2 separate regions of the Mus musculus genome follow, and region 1 is linked to region 2. The links are chromatin loops, found by intact Hi-C in ENCODE. Cell type or tissue: left cerebral cortex. All regions are shown on one strand. Each heading gives the region's core, and the rest is flanking DNA. Links, peaks and the distances in the headings are about the cores only. Region 1 has its middle 11 kb from the start of Gm12789. Region 2 overlaps Jak1 (Janus kinase 1).

What was found. Hi-C counts contacts between places; a loop is a spot of excess contacts. Peaks named below come from ENCODE experiments on the same cell type or tissue, not always from the same donor. Only the 100,000 strongest peaks of a DNase experiment are listed, where the experiment ranks them.
Region 1: a loop joins it to region 2, with 6 times the contacts of the local background. A loop is called at or near these places in 2 of 42 quality-filtered maps.

What each region holds. Positions count from the first base shown.
Region 1 is chr4:101,992,446-102,003,700 of GRCm38, reverse strand. No RefSeq gene overlaps it. Among named protein-coding and RNA genes, the nearest start is that of Gm12789, 11 kb to the right of the region's middle. In left cerebral cortex, for the core only: a CTCF peak has its summit at 4,972 (motif pointing right); a DNase peak (open chromatin) is centred at 4,986.
Region 2 is chr4:101,171,802-101,174,301 of GRCm38, reverse strand. It overlaps Jak1 (Janus kinase 1), which reads left to right. Exons shown (of 25, transcript NM_146145.2): 10 at 93-216. Among named protein-coding and RNA genes, the nearest start is that of Gm24468, 14 kb to the left of the region's middle. In left cerebral cortex, for the core only: no CTCF peak of the experiment used is centred there; DNase peaks (open chromatin) are centred at 905 and 1,346.

The DNA.
Region 1 (11,255 bases), core at 3,852-6,351, 830 kb before region 2:
GTCAACCTTTCTTGATAACCTAGCTTTTTATCCATTGCAGCAGCAGTCATGGCTGGGGACATGACCTGACATGGGATGGTGAGGGAATGAAGAAAAGACAAACACAGACAGGTACATTGAAAGAAAAGCTGGGTTCAAGTAGACCGGGCTCTCTAGTGGAGGAATTACAGGGCCCTAGAAGCTCAGTATGTTTATTACACATACTTGACCGGAGACACAAGGTTATTACTGACTGTGGAGCTGTAGTACAAACAGCTAAGCAGGGAGGTAAGGTTACTGCTCACAGTGTAACAAAGAGACAGGGCTACTACATCCAGCTAAACATGGAAAAGATTTAGCTAATGCCAGTAGAAGTCTTCAGAGAAGTCGTCAGGCTGTAAATGTTCAGCTGGGAGAAAGCTATGATGATCAACGTGGAGGAAGCCTTTGCCATCCCTCTGATTCTTGCTCCAGGTACGGGAAGAGAAGCTTTGCCGTTTGCCCATGGCTCTGAGTCCTTAGAATTCTTTACATGGCTTTGCCCATGCCAGACAATACACACACCCTCAGGGCTTCATACACTCAAGGCTTCCCTTGCTCCCTGCACTTCATGCAGAATTTCTTAATAAGCTTCTTAGATACCCTTTTAATATATGGCCATACTTTGCTCTCATACTTTAGGTAGGGGGATATTTTAATTAGCATAAAATTAAATGTATAAAATAATGGGTTCCACTGTGACATTTTCATACACGTATGAAATATATCATCTATCTTTTTGTAAGAAACAGGTTCCTTTCTTAGGGTCTCTATTTGTCTGACTGCATGCTCATGTGCCATTTCATGGCTTCCTCTGTGCTCTGCAATCCCTGGTTACTTGAATGTGAATCCAGAGCTGAGGTCACATGTTCGCCTGTGAGCCAGCTGCCCATTTCACACATAATACATTTTTGGAACACAGCCACATTTCTTTACTTATATATTGTCTACCCTGTTTTCACAGCACTCAGAAAAGCTGACATGAACAGTTGTGACAGAGACCATATTGCCTAGAAAACAGAAAACACTCACAACCTGGCCCTTTAAGAGAAAGCTTGTGGACTCCTCACCCACAAGTTCGAATAGATTGTGTGAGTATAAATACATTTCATTTCCTCGTTGTGTAGGAGCTTTCCAAACATTTCATAGTCCACATGCCTGGAAAGCACAAAGAGACCAGGCAGCAGTGCCAGCTTCTATCTCAGAAAAGGCCATGGGGACACCAAGAAGAGGCACTCTGTCTCCTCTAAGAACAAGAACCTCTGACCCAAAGACTTAGGGGTGTGAGGACAGAGCAGATTCCCCAATGAAGTCAATAGCAGTGGTAGATCAGCCCTTCTCCTCTCTTCTCTTGTTGCCTGGAGTCTACAGTTCATGGTTATTTGGTTCCCTGTTTCTGAGCCTATGGTGAGACAGTACACCAGGAAGCAGAGAGAGATTAGACAAGAAGAGAAGCATGCCCCCAATGACCTGCTTCTGAACTCCAGCCAGGATTTATCTCTCTTTTTTTAAAAGATTGATTGATTGATTGATTGATTGATTATATGTAAGTACACTGTAGCTGTCTTCAGACGCACCAGAAGAGGGCATCAGATCTCATTACGGGTGGCTGTGAGCCACCATGTGGTTGCTGAGATTTGAACTTCAGACCTTCGGAAGAGCAGTTGGGTGCTCTTACCCACTGAGCCATCTCACCAGCCCCAGGATTCATCTCTTGGTATCCCAATTCAGCAGAAACCAATCAGTGGCTCAAACCATTAATGAAACGCTCACTTCTAGCCAATCACCTTCTTAATAGTGCTACCAGTTGGTAACCAAGCCTCCAATACATGAGCCTTTAGGAGGCAGTAGGAAAGAAGGGACACTTCATAGGCAAATGGCAATGCATAATGAAAGAAAAGGTTGTTAGCAGAGTCACCTGGTATCAAATGATGAAATTAAGGTAAGATTCAACCAGAACCTTTTTCTCATTTAATACCACCAAGGACTTGCCCACCCTGCCTTAAACACCAATAGTCAAAACCATGATCTAGGGAAAAATAGTCATGACCATAGTCAGGGTCTGATCTAGGGAAAAGAACATTTTAGATTGCTTAAAGAGGAAGGTTTTTTTTTGTTTTGTTTTGTTTTTGTTGTTGTTGTTTTGTTTTTTCTTTTTTTTTTAAATTTTATAAGGGACTGGTTGTGTGAACCTTTGAAGATTGGAAGAGGAGAACAAGACCACTGTAACAATCCAGAGAATAACCTTCAGCATGGACATGATGGGACATCAGCAGAACTCCCAGAAAGGGGCAGCCAAGCAGAAAGAGATGGGGTTTCCAGGACTGAACACCTATGAATTGGTTTCAGCTAATGTTGGGATTAGAGATCTCAAAGCTGTGTGCAGATTACTATGGAAGGACAAGATGCCAGCCAAGGCCTGCACTATCAAGAGACTGCAAGGTCTACCTGGTGAGGAGCTAAGATTTCAAAAGCCTCCACTCTCCCCAGTGTCTTTCTTGGTCTTCCTCTTGCTTGTGAATCAGGAAGTGAGCTCTCAGCAGGTCCTGCTGCCATGTTTTGTTCCACCGTCATGAACTCTAACCCTCTGAAACCTAAAGCCCATAAATGATTTTGTTTATAATTTGTCTTAGCCACAGTGTTTTGTCACAGCTACAGAAAATAACTATGACTGAGGACAAGAGAGTGGGAGTGGGTATGCCCAGGGAACATTCAGAAACTACCGGCAGGTACTTTGGGTTTCCCCATTTTTCACTCCACTCTTGAGGGATTTAGGGTGTCAATGCTCCAACTGCCTGCAAAATTGAGGCATCAGTGAGCTTAGAAGACCAATCCTTATTACTTGACAAATAAAGAAATGGGAGATCTTATAGTAACAGTGAAAGTCCCTGCTTGTAAAACTTTGATGCTTGCATTTCACAGTAAATCGTGAACAAACAGAAAATGAAGGCAAGGTAGGCAAACAACTCAAAGAACACATGTCCCACAGCAAGTACATAAGCATTGCCTTTACAGGAGCCAGGGTATCAACGACACTTAGAGGCTTCACGGAGTCCTCTTGTTTACAGGCTGTAGCTGTATGGCCTTTGGGACAATCCTACTTTACAGAATTTTTACTTGAAAGCATTGTAACTATACATGTCCCTCCTCTGTTTTGCTAGCAGTTGATCAAAACTACTCCTGAGTTCAATAGCTACATGGGAAAAAGAAAATTGTAGGAGATAAAACCATGCCAGGAAGTTTGGTAAGGGAGAGCAGGTCGAGACCCGGAGACTCGGTGGGCACGCACCTGAGGCTTAGGTGACTCCCAGCTCCCTGGCAGACTTGGGACACATGCCATGCTTCTCACATAAAAGAGACACAGGTCACATAGGCTCAAGACAGAGGTCTCCATGCTAATGAAGTAGCTAGAGTTCCGGAGGGCATAGCCAATAAGCTTTCCTTCCCAGACATTCCTCCCTGCAAAAGGTATTTAATCCCAGGCCCACCCTGAGAAGCGGGGCATGGTTTTATGCATCCACTTTCCACTACGGCAAGAAATGATTCAGAACATGGAACTGCCTCTTTTCATTATGATCTGCAGTGGGGAGCAGTGGGAGACCACAAAGAAGGCCTTTACCTAAAGAGACACTGTCTTGTCTCCCATAGAAAGGCTCTCACTCCCAGCTACAACCTCCACCAAGCCTGTAGCTTTCAAGCCACCAACTCTCTCTCTCTCTCTCTCTCTCTCTCTCTCTCTCTCTCTCTCTCTCTCTCTCTCTCTCTCTCCCCCCCCCGTGGGACTAGCTCCCTGCTCCCCCTCCCCTGCACCCACACACACCCACCCTGGGCTAGACCCACTGCATTCTTTGCTCTTCCACGACTTCCAGCTGTGCCTGGGTGTCCAAGAGTCTGAGTCCCCCACAGCCCGACTTCAGCTTAGGCCCAGGGACCCTGGAACCAGTTCTGTCTTTCTCACACCTCAGACTGTGCTTTCCCACCCCAGAGTGGTGCCTAGGGCAGTGTGGGATAAGCACAGTCTAACTCCCTGAGTTCCACCTCCCCAAGCAGCCCTGGCCTGTGGTGAAGCAGATGAGGAACCCACAACCCTACAGAAATTTTCAAGGATGATTAACAAGGAGGACTGAGGCAGGCACGCATAGGGAATGGTTTAATAATGTGGGACTCTTCTTGGTTTGGTTTATGAAATCGCCTTCTGATAACGCAAGTGGAAGCCCAGCTTTTTTACTTACACATAACACCCCTCTCTGGAACAATGCATCCAATAACCTCAGGCCCCATTTGCATCCAGCTACATATATACCTCTCTCTGAACATTAGGATAAGTTTCTCCATCCTCCCCCCCCACCCCGCCATGACAATCATCAGATGTAGACAGATTTTATTCAATCATACCTTCCTTATGGAAGAGAAATGCCTGAACAGTTTGGGGTATATGCACAATCCTTCAAATGTGTGTCTCAAATAAAATTTCAAGAAGACTCTCTATTGGCTCTCTTATGCCTCTGAGTAATTGGGCATGCATATGATCAAACCCAAATGCATTATAGGAAGAGAAGAAAAAATAAATAAAAGCAGAGAATCACCCTCTTTATGCCCCCTAGGAATCAAACTCCTCCTTCTCTTGAATGTTGTAAGTGGATTATCCATAATATAAATAGAAACTATCAATTAATCAGGAGGCTCTGTTTCTTTACCTTATGCTTTTCCCCAGTAATCACACAGAAAACATAAGATGATCTATCCTTGACCTCCTATGCTAATCTGGCCAAGTCCCCCGAATAAACCACAGGCCCTCTGCACCTCACCTGCTTGGGTTCTTGCTGTTCGAAACGTAGTCCACTTTTTCTGTTCCTACTCAACTGTAGCTTGGAAGAAGATTGAAATTCAGGGGGTCAGGTATTCATCACATACGGGAAGCTTTCGTCTATTTTCCTAGATGACCAGCAGGTGGCAGCAGAGCCCAACACATAATTAGGACCACGGCGTCCTGGTACAGTAGTAACATTAGAGGAACCCAGTTGACTGTGTCTCCTTACCATTTTCTTCTCTTAACGGTGTGAAAACAATACCATCTAGCAAACCACACTTAAGGTTCTGAATTTCAATCTTCTTGCAAGCTACAGAAATGCTGTGCTACCTGTGGCAGAGAGCAAACGTCCTCAGTAGCCATAATAGGAAAGGAAAACAACCCACCTTTCCAGTGCGGAACTGCGGGGCTGTAGCCTTGGTAAGCGCATATTCCGCTCTCTGTACGCCCATCTTTGTAATTTGGGGAGGCATAGTGTAACTGACAATCTCATGTGTGTTTTCTAGTTCCCTGGAAATCTGGAGCCATAACCTCTCTGTTCTCTTCTATCATCCAATCCCTTTCTTACAACACTAAAGCCCAAGATGAGAAACGTTCTGAGAGAACTGGTTGGTTTGTAGCCACTTGACACAAGCTAGAGTCATCCAAGGGGAAGAAACCTGGATTGAAGAACAGTCACCATCAGATTGGTCTATAGGGCATCAAATATGATGATGGATGTGGGATAGTCCAGTCCACTGTGGGTAGCCCCACCCCACCCCACCTAGGCTGCTGGCTCTGCCTGATTTAAAAATCAAGCTAAGTGCCGGGCGTGGTGGCACACCCTTCTACCTGCATTTTAACATTTCTGGCTTATCTAATGCTTATCCATGAGAATGTGGGTCTCATGCCTTCTACAGTTCCAACTGGATATAAGTTTTTTTATTTAATCTTTTCAAAATTTCTCTCCCACGAATAAATAGTTAGACTTTCCATTTAGGCTTTCTTTCTTTTTTGTTTTGTTTGTTTGTTTGTTTGTTTGTTTGTTTGTTTTTGGAGACAGGGTTTCTCTGTATAGCCCTGGCTGTCCTGGAACTCACTTTGTAGACCAGGCTGGCCTCAGAAATCAGAACTCAGAAATCTGCCTGCCTCTGCCTCCGGAGTGCTGGGATTAAAGGCGTGCACCACCACGCCCGGCTCCCATTTAGGCTTTCAAACATCACCATTAAGGTGTCAAAAATGTCCTTGATGGTAACAGGAGAGCCAGGAGGGAGTGTCTGGACTCTTTTTCTCTTCATTTCCTGGTAAGAGCTGGTTAGTACCCACCTATCTTGCTATTTCCTAAGTCACATTCCAACACTAACAAGTTGCTCCAGAATGCTAATGAAGTGCTTTCAATAATGACGCAAACAGCATAAGCATACACTATCCTGACCAAGATGAACCTGTCCTTCCAAACTGAAGGCTTCAAGTTCAAGCCATGCTACACACAAATCTAAATTTCAGCTTTAACCAAACTCCTGAAAATATACCAGACAATGGCAACAGATTTCATTTTGTAGAGTCCCTTCATATGGTTTTCCTTCAAGATGCTTGTCTTCAACTGGATTTGATTCTCAAACTCTTGATTGTGATTTATTGGCATTTAAAATATTGCATGTTTATAAGGGCTTTCTCAAAACCTACTTCTACATCTGTTACAGAACTGTCATTTTTCTAGCTTTACATATGAACATTTCTCATGACATTAGGGCTGCCCTGAGTCTCCTGCCTCTGCTGTCTGCTGACAGTACTCTAAAAGCAATTTTTCAACACTTTGATGCTTTGAATTTTTCCCTCTTCTAGTGTTCTGCTTCCCAAAGCAGCCACACCTCAGCGGCTTCCCTTGCTTTCCATCACTCTTGGCCACTTGATCCGAGTAAGCTACTGAACCCAGCTGTGCTCTCTTCTGAGAGTGGCTTCCCACACAATCTTTCTGAGCAGAGTGTGCAGGCAGAGAATCTGGTTCCAGACAACGCTGGACACATATTTCTGAAAGAGGAATTTTGGAAACTAAAGCAGTCAATTTGTCATGAGGACTCTAATGGGTCAGTTGCCCTGGGGACTTTTTTCTTCGGGTACCCTTCAGAGTAGATCAAACACCTCCCAGTTCCAAAGGACTAGCCTGCTCCCCTGAAACTCTTACCCACTTCACTAAGACTTAATTTCCTTTTGGCTTTCTGCTCAGTGCCATCATTTGTTTGGTATAAATCATCCCTTATCTGATGTTTTAAAGTACAAGACATGTGAACACTCCGCATGTGTAGGTGGTATGAGGGACCTTATTGAGCCCCAAAATAATTGAGCCCCCAGTACCAAGGCTACACTTCTTTCTACTTATGCCCTAAGAAAGGGGTAACAGATAATTGTTTACAGAGGTTTAGTGATGGCAACATCTGGGTTGTGTCCATGATCATGGGCAATGTGGGGCCAAAAAACCCAGGCTCTGTAAGAGGAATGCTGTAAATAAACTCAATCATGAGATTTCTCTTTGGCCACTGGACTGTGGGGACACCAGTAAAGGGCTTGCAGATTCAGATATAAAACTGCAATAGAGGCAGCTGGTGGGACAGACATCCAGAAATCATCCATCCTTTGATCTCCTTAGGTATCAGATAGACTTCCAACTCTAGATCTAGGCTAGATCAGAAGTAGATGGCCAGATGGGTGGGGATGCATTGATAACTCCTGTGAACTGAAGAGAAAACAAGCTTTGAGCCTAGGCTCTTGTCCATAAACTGCACAATTTAATGATTTACAAAAGAATTCAGACACATTTCCCAAAGGAGGAAGGAAGAAACAAAAATAATTAGCCCTGAGATAGTTCTTCAAGCCAGAACCTTCTGATAAAGAGAGCCAGGACAGAAGTCTGTCCCCCTCCCATATCACTGGATAGGCACAAGTGTTATCCTTATGAGTCTCCCTGTAAGAATACAAGACTGCAATTCAATTTGTTTTGTTTTGTGTTTTTTTTCCCCAGGGAAAAAGGGAAAACCATGCCAAGAAATTAAAGTTCTAGATTAGTTTTAACCCAGATAGGAGAGCTTAAAATATAAAAGTCCACTGTAGTGGGCTAGAGGGATGGCTCAGTGGTTAAGAGCACTGACTGCTCTTCCGGAGCTCCTGAGTTCAATTTCCAGCAACCACATGGTGGCTCACAACATCTGTGATGAGATCTGATGCCCTCACCTGAAGAGTCTGAAGACAGCTACCATGTACTCATATAAAATAAGTAAATCTTTAAAAAAAAAAAAAAAGTCCATTGTGAGGGACAATATATTCAACTCAGACATTTTAAAATTTCTAAAATCTCACTCAAACAGCAAACATGAGTCCAGAATCATTTTAAAGACAGAACAAGCCATTGTGAGTTAAGAGTTAGCAAAAGTGACTATAGATATTGATGACCTAGATGCTAAAATATTGGCATTATCAGCTATAGAACCTAAAATATTATTGTCATAGTTCACTATAATTAAGTTTTGGAGCTAGATGGTGGTGGCACACACAATCTGTTTGTTTGAGACAGGGTTTCTCTGTGTAGCCCTGGCTGTCCTGGAAATCACTCTGTAGACCAGGCTGGCCTTGAACCCAGAAATCCACCTGCTTCTGCCTCCCAAGTGCTGGGATTAAAGGCATGTGCCACGGTGCCCGGCTGGCACACACTTTTAATACAGCACTCCAGAGGCAGAGTTCAAGCCCAGCCTTGTTTAAGGAGTTAGTTCCAGGACAGCCAGGGCTACACAGAGAAACACTGCCTCAGAAAACAAACAAAACATAGGTTTTGCAATATTAAAAAAAAATTCACTAGAAATTATATGGATGACAAGGAAAACTGGAAGAAAATTGAGAACACTAGAATTCAAGTTCAATCAATATTTTATGCGGTTAGAAAGGCTGCTGTCGGCCAGGCGTGGTGGCGCATGCCTTTAATCCCAGCACTTGGGAGGCAGAGGCAGGCAGATTTCTGAGTTCGAGGCCAGCCTGGTCTACAAAGTGAGTTCCAGGACAGCCAGGGCTATACAGAGAAACCCTAAAAAAAAAAAAGAAAAAAAAGAAAAAAAGAAAAGAAAAAAGAAAGGCTGCTGTCCATGCTATCAACCAAGGCCGAATCGATGGACCATGTTACTGGTGAAGGCCATGTGGATACCGGTGCTCTGTGCTGCAGCCTGAGGTCTTGTTCATGCATGTGACCTGGGCTGGCTGTCCTGGCCATGTTGATGTCTCTGGTCCATGTTGGTATTTGTGGCCCTGTTGTGGCTGGGGATTGTCTTGCTGTCCATGGCCTATGTTATCACCAGAGATCACAAGGATATCCATGGTCTGTGCTGCCATCTGAAGCCATGTTGATGTTCATGGCCAATGCTGTAGCCAGAAACCATGTGGAAACCCATGATCTGAGCTGTTACTTACTACAGAGAACAAGGAAGCTACTTTTGTGATGGTATCAATGACTGCAGATTCTCAGTTGAGAATGAGAGGCATAGAAGGCTTCTGTAACAACCTCTTTCTCTCCAAATCCCATTCACCAAAAAGAAATAGTCTAAACAGAAAACCATTGAAAAGTCTTGATAAGGGGTTGTCTGCTGGTGTTTGATCACAATCTAGGGATTATATGGACAACACAAATTGGACTTGATGTTGTCCTCTTCCTCCTCCTCCTCCTCCTCCTCCCCCTCGTTCTTTGATTTTGGGGCAGGCTAAAAGGGTGGGGGTGGACCTGGGAAGTACCTGATGTAAAATTTCCAAATAATCAATAAAAATGTTGTGACATAAAACGAAGGAAAGAAAGGAAAGAAGAAAGGAAGCAAGCAAAATGAAGAAGAAAAGCAGGAAATGAAGGAAGAAAAGAAAGAAAAAAGGCTGCTTTAACAAAAAATCCTACAAGAATTCAGTGGCTTGGATAAGACTGAAGTTCATCCTCTCACATGTTACTCTGAGCAAGTGCTCAACACCAATATTGAGCTCTATATCATTTGGCCTTATCATTTACAATTGTCCTTATTAAAAGGGTGTGCTGGAAGGACACTTGAGATGGATTGCTGGGAGTAAGAAGTTTGTTAGAAAAGTTATTAATGCCATGGAAAGAAAGAAAAATGACAGCATAGCCTGAGTTCTACAGAGAGTTCAGACCCCAGCACCAGAGCCAGATAAAAGAGTTGGGTATCTAAGAAAGGATATAGCCTATGTGGAAGAATGAAGGGGCTTTACATAGAGCTTACTGAGGATGTGGGAAGGTTTAGAGGCAAGAGCCTGCAGCCAGTCTCTCTGATTCCCAGGCAGAAGGCAAGAAGTGGTGGTGGTTAAACAAAATACTCCCTGTCCTGGTTACATTTTTGTTTTGGTTTTGGTTTGGTTTGGTTTGGTTTGGTTTGGTTTGGTTTGGTTTGGTTTGGTTTGGTTTTTAACAGAAGCCAGAGTCATCTAGGAAAAGGGAACCTCAATTGAAGAATTGACTCTATTAAATTGGCCTGTAGGCAGACCTATAGGGCATTTATTAAATTAAGTGATATGTAAGGGCCCAGAACAGTATGGGCAGTGCCACCCCTGGGCAGGTGGTCTGTTGGGAGCTACTAAGACAACTCTATTGTCATGATCTACGAATTGGGCCTCTCCCCCCGAGAAGAAAAGGGGGTCAAAAGCGTGCCACCGACGCACTGTTCCGAGAATAACCACAGAATGTTCCAGCCCTAAGTCAGCGCCAGATGTCCTGACCACAAGATGTACCCTGATACCACCAAGTTCCTGCTTCCCCGTGTAGCTGCCAAAAGAAAAATTTCCACTGTCCCATCCCTCCTGCTGAGAAGTACTTGTACTTCCCCTTTTGCTTGTGCATTTCCACTGCCCCACCCCTCCTGCTGAGAAGTACTTCCTCCTTTGCTTGTGCATTTCTGATGCCCCATCTCTCCTGCTGAGAAGTACTTCCCCTTTTGCTTGTGCATTTAAGCCTTGAGCCTTGCTGAATACAGTGACACCTTGATGCTGATCAGACTGGTTCCATGTCGTTCCTCGCACTTGGTGTCCGCCCTTCTCTCTCCCCATTTGGTTCTTAGGAGAAGGTCCCTTCGAGACCCTCGAAAAACTGGACCTGCTGGATGGGTCAGTAGTCCTGAGCAAACCATGGAGAACAAGCGAGCAAGCAGCATTCCTTCATAGTGTCCTGCCCTGATTTCCCCTCAGTGATGGATGGTGACCTGTAAGCTGTTCATTCCCCCTTTGCTTTTGGTTGTGATCTTTAGCACAGCAATAGCAAGCCAACTAACACACAACTGGATTGAGATTGGTACCTTGACCTTTCAAGAAACTTGTCCATCATCATCTGGGTGCTATGTTTACTGACTTGCTGTTGTTTAGAACATTCCCTGTTTTCCTTTTCATACCTGTTGAAACTTTTTTCATAGCTCTTCTT
Region 2 (2,500 bases), core at 1-2,500:
GGAGCCAGGCAGGTGACAGGGTGTGGCTGGGTGTCCCTGGCAGCTTGTGTTCTATGGTTTGAGCCTCTGTCCTTGCCTACTTCTCTCTCCAGCACAGAATATGCCATCAATAAGCTGCGGCAGGAAGGGAGTGAAGAGGGGATGTACGTGCTGAGGTGGAGCTGCACCGACTTTGACAACATTCTTATGACTGTCACCTGCTTTGAAAAGTCTGAGGTCAGTGGGGACATAGATGTGGGCCAGGGGATGCAGCTACAAGGTATCTGTTCACTACCACCCAGCCCAGGAACTGTGGGAGAAAGGAACACCAGGGTCTCTCTCTGAGCAAGTCTCTGGTAGTCTGGAAAGAATATCCTACCTGATAGGACACTCAATAGCACGACTCTGTATTCTTCCTATGTCTGGTCCTCCCTCCCTCCCTCCTTCCTTCCCTCCCTGTCGCCCTTCCTCCTTTTCTTCCTCCTCTTCTTTCCTCTCCCCTCCTTCCTTCCCTCTTCTCCTTTTCTTCCTCCTTCCCTTCTCTTCTCTTTTCTCTCCGGAGAAGGACTGTAACCTTAGAAGGTAGAATGTGACCAGAAAACCGCCATTCCATCAGGCACATGTGAACTTTAGCTTAATTATCTAGAGTGACTTACTCTATAGCCAGTGGCAGAATCATCAAACCTAGAACTGTGTTTGCCTGTGGCATTCTCTGGTGTAGGCTAATGTCAAAGAGCCACCTCGTCAACATGGCCTGTTTCCCCCAGCAACAGCTTTGGGCATTTTAACATAAATTGCTTTCCCAAAGTGTCTGCTGCATAAACAGCCAGATGCAGCTCCAAACGATTGCTGATTCATGGTCCCTGCAGTGCCTTTTCTATTCACGCAACATTTTAGAATGCTTAAAAGGTTTTAGAGAATTTTAGAAGATGTCGAGGGTGAGGTTTTGTTTGTTGTGGGGTTGGGCTTTTCTTGGTGTGTTTGTTTGTTTGTTTGTTTGTTTTGAGACAGGATTTCTCTGTGTAGCTCTGGCTGTCCCTGATCTCATAATGTAGACTAAGTTGGCCTTGTGCTCACAGAGATCAGTGGCCTCTGCCTCTTGAGTGCTAAGGTTGAAGGAATGTTCCACCAGGTCCAGTGAGGGTGGTGAGTTTTATGTTAGTCTACATTAAATCTACCAGCAATAGTGAGACTCACCCAGACTGGAAAACTGAGTTGAAAGAACCTGTTGATGGAGGCAAAGCATCAGACACAGGAGACAAGTGTTAAGAGAGCCCCGAGGACTGGGCTCTGTCAAAGTGGAAGGAGGAAGTCACATAAGGAACCCAGTGCTGCCAGATGTACTGGGTAAAGTTCCAGGAGTGTTCCTGAACAGCCAGACCTCAGGGCTGCCTTGGGCTTGGTGGCTTCCTGTTTTCACTTACTGGTCAGTCTTTGGAGGAAGTTTATTAGTATGCATGGCTGTAAGGTAGCCCCGCCTTCTGAGGTAGACTCAGAGCAACATCCTAGTCAGTCAGGTTGCCTGGGGAAAGGACAGTCACAAAGAGGATTGTTGATTGTACATGCAGCTAAAGAGAACTTACAGAGGCCATATGATAGAGGTGGTGCTGTTCCATTGTCTGGGTTTGTAGGATGCATTAACCTTGTGGACACGGATGTCTTAAATGTCATGTCCCAGTTTTTACTATAAAGACATCTTTCTGGCTCTCACTCTTTATATTTTTTTTCTTTGTATAAGAAGAGCCATGGAAGAAAGCTTCTCGGACAGGTTTTTGTGGTGCTGGAATTATGGCCTGGATGGACAGCCAGCTCCCAGCTCCCAGCTCCCAGCTCCCAGTGTGTGTGCTTCTCCTTGGGCTGGTTCATAGTGTGTGAGGGCTCACTCTGAAAGAGTTCCGAGTGAATTTAACCTTCACAGTTCTTATTTCATACATACACTGGTTAATCTTTATAAAGTACTAATGGTTTTTTTCTTATAAAAATATCATATATTAATTATACATAATAATGGGTTTATTATATTTTCATTCATGTGTGGGTATATGTATGTATGTGTGTGTGTATATATATATATATATATATATATATATGTAATATGATCCTTATTCAACCCCCATGATCCTTGCCCACTCTAACTCCTGCCAGTCTCTTCTCAGAAAGTCCTTCTTCCGTTGTCATGTCTTTTTTTTTTTTTTTTTTTTTTTGATGACCAAATGATTTTAATTAGGATTGCTCATAGGAACACAAGATCCATCCTAGCAGCTATACCACTAAAGACAATGTCTCTTCCTCCCCCAGCAGCTATTAACTGTATTAACCTCATCAGGAGGGATGGAAGCCTCCTAATCCCTTCCTCCCCTCCATGATAAAATGTTAACCGGCCCAGTCTTATCCTGATATCACAATCACTGAGAGTTCAAGAGTGCAGGAGCCGTGGTGTGCCAGGAAAAGGCTCTCTAACACTCCACCCCTTCCTCCTTCGCACATTCTTTTTGCCCTTCTTCTACCTTGTTCTACAAGA